Linked DNA regions of Homo sapiens: region 1 is linked to region 2. Evidence: read pairs that join two places in POLR2A ChIA-PET (ENCODE). Cell type or tissue: A673. All regions are shown on one strand. Links, peaks and the distances in the headings refer to the core of each region. The heading gives the core; the rest is flanking DNA.

What was found. Peaks named below come from ENCODE experiments on the same cell type or tissue, not always from the same donor. Only the 100,000 strongest peaks of a DNase experiment are listed, where the experiment ranks them.
Region 1: POLR2A ChIA-PET joins it to region 2 with 6 read pairs; 1 of 35 experiments calls an interaction of 5 or more read pairs at or near these places.

The regions. Positions count from the first base shown.
Region 1 is chr15:43,147,404-43,153,227 of GRCh38, reverse strand. TMEM62 (transmembrane protein 62) reads right to left here. Exons shown (of 14, transcript NM_024956.4): 6 at 4,349-4,473; 7 at 4,077-4,199; 8 at 1,283-1,438. Among named protein-coding and RNA genes, the nearest start is that of TMEM62, 17 kb to the right of the region's middle. In A673, for the core only: no CTCF peak of the experiment used is centred there; DNase peaks (open chromatin) are centred at 2,467 and 2,807; H3K27ac peaks cover 904 bases.
Region 2 is chr15:43,793,986-43,799,321 of GRCh38, reverse strand. SERF2 (small EDRK-rich factor 2) reads right to left here. Exons shown (of 3, transcript NM_001018108.4): 3 at 3,243-5,336. SERINC4 (serine incorporator 4) reads left to right here. Exons shown (of 12, transcript NM_001258031.2): 2 at 1-12; 3 at 185-363; 4 at 818-897; 5 at 1,309-1,402; 6 at 1,966-2,177; 7 at 2,382-2,477; 8 at 2,580-2,706; 9 at 3,095-3,167; 10 at 3,586-3,634; 11 at 3,781-3,934; 12 at 4,109-5,160. The coding sequence ends at 4,322. The region is part of intron 2 of SERF2-C15ORF63 (SERF2-C15orf63 readthrough); the gene reads right to left. Among named protein-coding and RNA genes, the nearest start is that of MIR1282, 2.9 kb to the right of the region's middle. RefSeq lists enhancers at 1-5, 3,278-3,777, 3,778-4,279, 5,001-5,336. In A673, for the core only: no CTCF peak of the experiment used is centred there; no DNase peak of the experiment used is centred there; H3K27ac peaks cover 674 bases.

The DNA.
Region 1 (5,824 bases), core at 1-4,000, 650 kb after region 2:
TCCAAAAAAAAAGGGATTGAGCAATTTTTATCAACAGTCATAAAAGAATTCAAATTCTTTCACCTAGAATCCCACTTCTAGAACTCTTTCTTAAAGAAATTATTCAAGTGAAGGAAGAATATATATGTACCAGATATTCATCCACAAATAAGAAAAACCTTAAAAGTTCACCAATGAGATATGAAAATGGTTAGAAAAACTGTGGTACATTCTTTGTGCTGAAAGAAAACAAATCAGGAATTAGAATAGACTGTGCCTTATGATTATAATTATATAAAAACATCTTAAGAGAGAATGCCTGAGAAGAAATACTCAGAAGTGCTAATAATAGTTCTATTAGAAGTGGAGAAAAACATACTTAAAATCCCATTACCCTATTTTCCAAAGGTTGTTCTATTGTATTACTTTTCAAAATAAATTGTAAAAGTATATTTTAAAAAGTGCTCTTACATTTGAAACAAGTTATATATCTCTTTGCAAAAAGAATGTTAATGTCCCATTTGGATTCTATTAATCTATATAATCAAATTCATGGCCAGGCATGGTGGTTCAAGCCTGTAATCCCAGCACTTGGGGAGGCGTAGGAGGGCGGATCCCTTGAGGTCAGGAGTTCGAGACCAGCCTGGCCAACGCGGTGAAACCCTCTCTCTACTAAAAATACAAAAATTAGCCAGGCGTGGTGGCACACATCTGTAATCTCAGCTACTCCAGAGGCTGAGGCATGAGAAAAGCTTGAACTCGGGAGGCAGTGGTTGCAGTGAGCCAAGATCAGGCCACTGCACTCCAGCCCGGGCAACAAAGCAAGACTCTGTCGAAAATCAAAACAAAACAAAACAAAACAAATTCATTTGCCAACTGAATTTTCAATTCCATAAGGATTATATATATAGCTTTTGCTTTCTTAGAAGGCTACATAACAAATGAAAAAAAATTTGATATATAATGCAAATTTTAAAAAGTAGACTATAAAGGAATATGTACATTATGCTTATAGCAATGTAAAAGCGTCCAAATAAAAAGGCTGGAATAAAATAAAACAAAAATAATAATGGTAGAATTATAGATTTCTGAATGGTTTTTAAAATTTCATCAGCTTAAAAAAATGATATGCTTTTTAACTTAATGGAAACAAAACAGTAAGCAATCTATCTTTATATAATGTTTAGGTTGTTGAGAAAACTAAAATGGGGCATCTCATAGCTTTCACATGGGAATGCAATCACAATGACTTATTCTCCTTCATTATCAAACTGAAAGTAAATTCTAAAAAATTGCTACATACCTGATGTGTGTTGAGTGAAGAAGTCTTTCTAGTGGTTCATGTTCACCACAACTATAAAGGAGTGATTTAGGATTGGTGATAAGAACCACAGGCCACTTCCCAAAGATCAAATCTGCAAAGCTAAAGAGGTCGTGATCAAAAGCAAAAATCCGGTACCTAAAGACCAGATAATGATAAGGTAATTTAGTCACTTCACATTGTAAGAGGTCATGAAGGTAATATACAGAACAAATATAAAAATACATAACTAGGACTTTTTTACATGATTAATTTGAATACAGATTAAGTAATATTTTCTTTCTTTCTTCCCTTACCCCATCACTTTATCCTTCACATTTGTCACATAACTGCCTCTGACTGGGCAATGGATTCAACTGTGCTCTTGAACAACACCTGGTACACGGCATGTACTCTTTAATTTTTAAATAAATACTTGTTGAAGTAACTCATCTTATCCCTGTACTTTAAGACAATTTTGAACCTAAAATATTTATTATAACCCTAATACTTGACATTCTTCATCCCATCAACAATGCTACATAAAATATTAAAATGGTTGATATGAACAAAATTAGAAATCTTTCATGCTTCTTTTAAACCTTTCTTTCTTTTTTTTTTTTTTTTTTCTTATTTTTGAGATGGAGTCTCACTCCGTCACCCAGGCTGGAGTGCAGTGGCGCAGTCTTGGCTCACTGCAACCTCTGCCTCAGCCTCCCAAGTAGCTGGGATTACAGGTGCCCGCCACCACACCTGGCTATTTTTAGCAGAGATAGGGTTTCACCATGTTGGCCAGGCTGGTCTCGAACTCCTGACCGCAGGTGATCCCCCTCACCTTGGCTTCCCAAAGTGCTGGGATTATAGGCGTAAGCCACCATGCCTAGCATTAAACATTTATTTCTATAATTTCAAAGAAATTAAAGTTGTTTTCATTTTCCAAATGCAATAACAAAAGGTATAAAATATTCATTAAAGAATAACCAAAGTTTTATATTTTCTAACTTTTAGAACTAAAAAAAGAAATGATTCACTATGGCAGAAACAATAGTGCTCACGAAATTCTCTACACATTCCCCTGAATTTCCCAGTCTCCTGGTATCAGGTTGGGACCATGTGACTAGTTTTGGCCAATGGGCTGTGAAGAGAAGTGACACATATCATGCCTGTGGTCCAAAGTACTTAAGAGTGGGTGTGAGTTCTCCTTGCTCTCTTCCCTGCCCTGGAATCGACATGTCGAAATAGGAATTTTAAGATGGAGGAAGTCTGAATTACTGACTCATCCCATGGATAAGAGTTGTTCTGACTCATATTGAATTTATACAAATGAAAAACATTTGTGTTAAGCCACTGATATTTCTGGATTTATCTGCATCTACAACAAGGCCTAGCCTAATATTTCCAATATACTGTTTTTAAAAATTATTCTATTGTAACTAACACAATTTAAGTGTTTATAAGGGCAGGTAAAGTTTAGGTCCTTTTATCTGGAGTACGCTCCAAATAAAACCCCAGGGTTGGACACAGGAAAACTGGTGGAGAGAGAAAGGAAATGCCTTCATAATTAACATCACAACTTGTAACTAGAGCACTTAGAAGAAATAAAGAAGCTGGTCAAGGCTTAGTAAGACTATCTCACAAAAGGCAATCATAGCCCAGCCCACAGCCTCACAGCCATGAACAGACAACTCTTAGCTCAAAGTAATTATAGTTGCCAAATAATTACACGTTTCAAGCATAACTCACACAGTTTTTAAAAAGTCAACCAAAATGAGAAAGTACCTTCCAAGATGTAAAGTTCCTTTTTAATTAATGGAAGTAGTTAAAAATAAAAAGATAACATATTCAGCTCAACAAACCTTTGCTGAGTACCTATTATCTGAGAGCACAGGGTTTGTGTAAATTAAATAACTGTAATAGTTAAACAATAAGATGATACTCCTCAAAACTTGATAAACTATTTCACTTAAATACTTCTTTTTAAAAAAGAAAAAACCATATATTTAACTACACTACATGCTTTTGATAAACATATTTTCTCTTAGAGAGACTTTAACCTTAAAAAAGCCAACTATCATCTATTTGAAGAAGTTAAATCACTACCATCTTGTAACAATAACCAGTATGGTAGATACAAAATTCAGGAGGAAAAACATGACACTTCTAGTCCTAGTATTTCTCAAATTGTCATGCATAGACCACCCAGAGGGCTTTTAAAAAAGGCAGTTTGGGCCAGGCGCCATGGCTCACGCCTGTAATCCTAGTACTTTGGGAGGCCGAGGCGGGTGGATCACCTGAGGTCAAGAGTTCAAGACCAGCCTGGCAAACATGGTGAAACCCCATCTCTACTAAAATACAAAAATTAGCTGAGCATGATGGTGGGTGCCTGTAATCTCAGCTACTCTGGGCAGCTGAACGTGACTCTGTCTCAAAAAAAAAAAAAAATGTAATTTGTTGGACCCTAATCCAGACCAACACAATCAAAATCTCTAGAGGCAGCGCCTGAAAATTTTTATTTTTCATAAGCTCCTCCATAATTCTTGTGCACACTAGAGTTTGAGTCCAATTCCTAATGGACATATCTTGAAAATCCAATGTAACATAGTGATAGTAAACATCCCTGCTATGACAAGGTTTCCGCAAAATGACAAAGATTTCAGAGACATATATTACTTTAAAAAAACAGAAATATCACAAGTTTTTCTTTAACTGTGATCACCCATGATATCAGTAAGAAAACTATCATTGCTTTGGCAAAACTTATGTGTATAAGTTTTCTTCTATGGGGAGGTTCCCTTACCTCCTATTATCCTTCCAGTCTCCCACCTCAAGTTCCAAAGTGCCCTGGAAGTGACGAGTGTGCAAAACAGGCATCAGTCCACCAAGTGTATGGAGATGTCCACACAAATAAGCTATAGCCGAACTAACCAATGAAAAATAAATGAAATAAATGAACAAAGATAACGCGTGAGGCCAAACTAATAAAAATGTCTTGCCAGAAAAGCAGAATAGGTAACAGCAAAATAAAAAAACTAAAAACAAATTAATTCTGATTTTGGAAGCTTGTCTCACCTCATTATTGACCGGATTCCTGGTGATGGAGAAAGAATAGTGGATGTTGTAAAGTGTCCAAACCAAATTGTATGGTTGCTCCGACTGCTTTCCTTGGCCAGTAATAAGAGCTCCTCCATCTTTTTCTGAGATGGGAGAAAAATGGAAGGATCTTAAATTAGGGCTCAGGCTAAAATCTAATGTCAACAGATTAGAAAACTCCTCTGAAGATTTATAATAATTATTATATGTGTCTAGGCCTTAAACCTTACTAGTTAATGACCTCTATGGACCTCTGTAAGTTTCAAATTGTTTTCACATACATTATATTTCATTTGATACTAAAAATAACTCTGCAATAGGTAGGGTAGGTATTATCCTCTTTTAATAGATAAGGAAACTGCGAAATGAAGTCATCACTAATCTTTACAGCTTTGTATAACACTTTACGATTAATAAAGAGGATACAGAAACTAAACTTCTAAAATAATATCATGGAAAGACTTCTACCTAAATGTTTATAACAGCTCTGATAATAGCCAAAAACTAGAAACCATCAACAAGTTGTAATACATCCACACGATGGAACAGCACTCAGCAACAGAAAGGAAAGAACTACTGATACACACAATCATACGGATGGATCTCAGAAACATTATACTGAGCAAAAGAAGCCAGACCCAAGAGTACATACTGTATGATTTCATTTATACAAAATTTTAGAACAAACAAAATGAATCTATACTGATAGAAAACCAATCAGTAATTCCCTAGGAAGTGAAGACAGACTGTACAAGGATGACAAGACTTTAGGATGATGGAAATGTTCTATGTCTTAACTGTGGTGACAGTTATACCAATATATACATTTGTCAAAACTCTTCAAACATTTAAAATGAGGGTATTTTATAGTACTCAAATCATACCTCAAAAGTTGATTTCAAAAAATAACTGGTACCTATGTAAATATGCATTAATATTATATGTAAGGTGCTTACAGCAATACATTTCTGGGATCTACCCTCAGGGTTTTTAATTTGATAAGTCTGGGGCAAGGCAAGGGAATCTGTATTTTGTAACACTCCAGTTGGTTTTCATGTACATGATCCTTGAATTCTACCTTTAAAAAACACTATACTAAGGAATGGGATTTAATATAAGTTCATCAACCCTGACTAAAGACACTTGATAGATAAGAAACAAAATAGAACCTAATTAAATAAAATGCCTAAAGTAACACAATGCATTTGACAATATTCTGTTCACTTGATTTCACATTCTTTCGAACTCTCGTATAACTCTGAACCTCTTACTTCTAATTTAGCAAATTCTGCTCTTTATTATATTTATTTCTATACTGGTCTTATACCTCACCACTAGATTAAATACTCTAAGAGTCTAAGAACTTGATCTTATCACTTTTGTATTCTTTCATATGAGCACATATGTCTTACTTAGGGGCATATGCTTATTAAATAATGAGTTGGCATTTACTGT
Region 2 (5,336 bases), core at 1-4,000:
AAGACACACAGGGTAAGTGAGAGGGGGTCGGGTTGTCAGGTGGGAAGAGATAAAAGGAAAAACCCTAAGATAGAAAAGGTTTCGGTTGGGGGCAGGAGACAAATGAGTGGTCATACCCGTGACAAGTAGGTACCTTTCCATGCATTATGACTTGTCCTGCCATTTCTCTCACACACACTCCCAGATCCAGATGCCCTCGGGGTTGTGTGCCCACCTGTTTGGCCTCTCTGACTGTCCAGTGCTCAGTGGCTCTGGGGCTGTGTACCGAGTATGTGCAGGAACCGCCACCTTCCACCTGCTGCAGGCTGTGTTGCTGGTCCACCTCCACTCCCCCACCAGCCCGCGGGCACAGCTGCATAATAGGTTTGTGTGTACTTTCTGGGTGGGGAGGGGACAGAGGAGGGAAAGTAGACATAGGCTGGGTAAAGGAAATTCCGGGATGAAGTAATAGCACTGTAAAAAGACAGAAAACAGGTTTAAGTCCCTGCTTCTCGTGTACTTGCTGTGTAACCTTGAGCCAGACTTTGTGCTTCTAGCATCTAAAATGGAGGTAACAGTGGGGTTATCTTGGTAACACAATCCTTTATAAACTGTAAAACATTGCCCAGATGCTATTAAGTATCTTTGAGTTAGAATTTGGAATAAGGTGCAGTAGGCCTGTCCCAACCCCCTCTCATTTGGGATTGGTTCCTCCTTAGTTGTCTCGTCTGTCCTCTTTCCTATATTTTTGGTTTCTCTTTTGCCTTTCCCCATAGGCACTCTTCACTGTCCTTTGCCTTTTCTCCTGAGTCTGTTTTTCTTTCTCCCTCCTAACCAGCTTCTGGCTCCTCAAGCTGCTGTTCCTGTTAGGTCTCTGTGCTATTGCCTTCTGCATTCCTGATGAGCATCTCTTCCCAGGTACTCTCCCTCCCACACTCTTGGCAGGAGTAGGCTAAGTTTTCTAAGATAACAAGTGGGTAAGAAGAGGAGTAATGGCCGGGTGCAGTGGCTCACGCCTGTAATCCCAGCACTTTGGGAGGCTGAGGCGGGCGGATCACGAGGTCAAGAGATCAAGACAATCCTGGCTAACATGGTGAAACCCCATCTCTACTAAAAATACAAAATATTAGCCGGGCATGGTGGCACGCACCTGTAATCCCAGCTGCTCAGGAGGTGGAGGCAGAAGAATCACTTGAACCCGGGAGGCAGAGGTTGCAGTGAGCTGAAATCACACCACTGCACTCTAGCCTGGGTGACAGAGCAAGACTCTGTCTCAAAAAAAAAAAAAAGTAACAATTTGACATTTTTCCACTGGTGCCCATCTTGCAGCATGGCATTACATTGGCATCTGTGGAGGCTTTGCATTCATCCTACTGCAGTTGGTGCTTATTACAGCTTTTGCCCATTCCTGGAACAAGAACTGGTAAGGGGCACATAACCCTAAAGGCTTTTCCTGGGGAGGTTTCTAGTATTACTACATGGAAAGGGCTGGGCAAAAGGCACGGCAGAGCACTGGTCCCACAGCTTCCCACTGAGCAGTATCAAAAAAGCTTAGGAATGTGATGACTGCGTGGGCCAAGTAGGATGGCTAGTCACACCAGTCTTCTGAGAGCAGGGGAGTAGTTGGTAATGGGTAAAAGAGTTGGAGCTCCAGCTGGGCACGGTGGCTCATGCCTGTAATCCCAGCACTTTGGGAGGCCGAGGTGGGTGGATCATGAGGTCAGGAGTTTGAGACCAGCCTGGCCAACATGGTGAAACCCCATCTCTAGTAAAAATATAAAAGTTAGCTGGACATGGTGGTAGGTGCCTGTAATCCCAGCTACTCAGGAGGCTGAGGTAGGAGAATCACTTGAACCCAAGAGGCGGAGGTTGCAGTGAGCTGAGACCACACCATTGCACTCCAGCCTGGGCAACAGAGCAAGACTCCCAACTCAAAAAAAAAAAAAATGCTGGAGCTCCAAGCCATTGCCCACTTTCCACCCTTAGGCAGACAGGTGCAGCTCAAGACTGTAGCTGGTTCCTGGCTGTCCTGCTGGCCACCCTAGGATTCTACAGCATGGCAGGTGTGGGAGCTGTGCTCCTATTCCACTATTATACACACCCAGCTGGCTGCCTGCTTAACAAGATGCTCCTCAGTCTGCACCTTTGCTTCTGTGGCCTCATCTCCTTCCTCTCCATCGCTCCTTGCATCCGCCTCAGTGGGTACATGTCCTACAGCATTCCAGGTTTTGGGGGCCTTAAAAGCATAGCAAGTTTCATTACCTCCCTAATCTCAATTATTTGATAAAAGAATCTCTGCTTCCCTATCCCCACCAAAGGATGGGGAGACAGAAGTACAAGTGGGGGTAGAAATGGAGGAAATTACCAGCCTGTAGACTAAAGCAATTATACTTACTCCCCAGAGCAACCCCGCTCTGGCCTCCTACAAGCTTCTGTCATCAGCTGCTATATCATGTATCTGACTTTCTCTGCACTGTCCAGCCGTCCTCCAGAGAGAGGTAAGGGACAGGACCTGGATTCTCCATGCTAAGACCTTTTTTTGCCCCTGCCAAATACCTAGCTCATTGTTAATACCCATCTCTTCTGTTGTCCCTTCCCAGTAATCCTTCAAGGACAGAATCACACCCTGTGCCTGCCTGGCCTGAGTAAAATGGAACCCCAAACACCAGATATCTCTCTAGCAATGCTGAGTGCTAGCATCATGTATGCTTGTGTGCTTTTTGCTTGGTGCGTAAAGGTGTCAAGGGTGGAGGTATGAAAGGAGGGTGCCCAAGACAGGGAAGGATGGTCAGGACAATGTCTGGGACCATTATTTAAAGTTTAGAGCAAGACTAGAGTGAGAAAAGCTCCCCACAAACAGGGACAAATTCTAAGAATAGTACTTTGTCAGATGATCTGTATGAGATGAAGGGGGTGGGGGGAATGACTTGAGAATTTAAAATATGTCCAAAGACCTTAGGGCTCTCACATGAATAGAATTCTAAATCTTTGGTGGAAAAGGGCACAGGGAGTATGGTACCCTTTTGAGGATTACCAGTATGGACCAATTGGTAGTAAATGCCCCCAGATAATCCCTATTTAACTAAACCAGCTTAAGAACTCTATTCTTTCTCAGCAATGAGGCCTCCTACCTGGCTGAGGTATTTGGACCCCTGTGGATTGTCAAGGTTTACAGCTATGAGTTTCAGGTGAGGATAAAGAGCTCCATATCCCCAACACCCTCCCTCCCCCACACAAAGACACACACACATCCTACCAACCTCTACCCAGAATGCTCAGATTATAGCTGCTGTTACCTTTTATTGAGTACCCACAATGTGCTAGGCAACTGTGCTAGATACTTTTACATAATCTCATTTAATTTAACCCTCACAACAACCCTGTGAGGTAGGTATTTGCTCCATTTTACAAATGGAGAAATCGAGGCACAAAAGATTAAACATCTTACCAAAGTCTGCACAGCCACTTATATGCTGGAGCTAGAATTTGAACCCAGGTGTGCCTCCACTTTTTAATACTAGACCAATCTTTTCACGGGGGAAGTTTCCTAGATTAACACCCTCACATCTTTTAAGACCATTCCAAAACCTGCGTTCTGTTTTGCAGAAGCCCTCACTGTGTTTCTGCTGCCCTGAAACAGTGGAGGCAGACAAAGGTGAGTGCCAAGTGAGGAACCATAAGAAGTGGTAGATCTCTGTGGAGTGCCATAAGAACCCTCAAGAGCCTTAACAAAGGTAGTTGGGGGAGAGGGGAAGAGGTGTTTCAGCAGCTCTGCTCCCAGCAGCCATTTCCTCTCTCCAGGGCAAAGGGGTGGGGCTGCGAGGCCAGCTGACCAAGAAACCCCTCCAGCTCCTCCAGTCCAAGTCCAGCATCTTTCCTACAACTATTCTGCCTTCCACTTCGTCTTCTTCCTTGCCTCACTCTATGTCATGGTTACCCTTACCAACTGGTTCAGGTAAGATGGAGTGGGCCTTAGATACTCTCCTGAAGAGCTAGCTATTTTAAGGAAAGAGCAATTCAAGGCCATTCCAGACACACATGGGTCTGCCATTATATTTGGTGAGGAGGTAGAACAGGTCTAAAAGCTAAGGCCCTTCATATTCTCTAACCAGAGCCTTTGGTTACACAGCTATGAGGGAGCAGAACTGGAAAAGACCTTCATCAAGGGTAGCTGGGCCACCTTCTGGGTCAAGGTTGCCTCATGCTGGGCCTGCGTACTCCTCTATCTGGGGCTGTTACTGGCACCACTCTGTTGGCCCCCCACCCAGAAACCCCAGCCCCTTATCTTGAGGCGCCGCCGCCACCGCATCATATCCCCAGATAACAAATATCCTCCAGTCTAAGTCCTTTTCACAAACTGGGGTTCCCCTGACATTGTACTCCTAGAGTTGGCTCAAGGGGAGCTGTCCAGCCCAGCTCAATACCTCAAGGACACACAGGGAGTTATCTCCGTTTGGGCTGAAGTCAATACTATGAACTGGAAGAAGTGGTCAAACACAGTCTAATGTGCTGGGCAGAGTGTCTGACTCACTGGAGCTACTGTTACATCTGCATCCCAGCTCAAGAGCCTAACACCCAAATCAGCAGCTCAAAGAACCACCGCTGATCCCAGCAGACAGTGTGGCACCAGCCCTTTCCTGGCTCTTGGGCTGGAAGTGGGGGTGGGGAAAGACCAACAGGGACTGAAGACTCGGCTCTGCCCTTGGAGAAAGGAAAATAAGGAGTTCAGCCCTGGGCACACGGATATAAGAAGCCCAGAACCACAGAACAAACCAGGGCATAGAAGAAAGGAGCACAGAGGCTACCCCAGGTTTTAATCCTGATTTTGAGGTCAAGGGAAGCGGGAAGACAAAACCACCCTCATTCCATGAGGAATGACAGAAGAGAAAGTGAACGCTTGACAGCAGCTGACCACGGGAAGTCGGTGAGCAGCAGGATTTTTTGGCCAACTTTCAAGCAGACGAACAAACTGAGGAAGAATGAGGAAAAGAGGCATAAACACAGATCTTGCAGCATTCACTCTTAGGCCAACTCCATCCTAGAGATGGTGTTCAAGGGTGGGGAACAAAAATCACAGAAAAGAAGTCTCTATGGTTCTTAGAGGATTCCTCTACTGCATATCCGGAGTACTTGTTTGGTTGTCATTGTATAATAAAGGCTTCTTCTGTGATGTTTCACTTATTAAGTCTACATACCCACAATCTGAATCTAAAGAGTTCTCCCTTTTTTGGTGGGAAAGGGCAGTCATTCTTCCAACCCCATCCCCCCAAGTCCCCAGTCAAACCAGGCGCTCAAGGAATTACAAAGCTACTTTTAATACTTTGGGGTGAGCCCCACAGGAATAAAAAACACTGGGA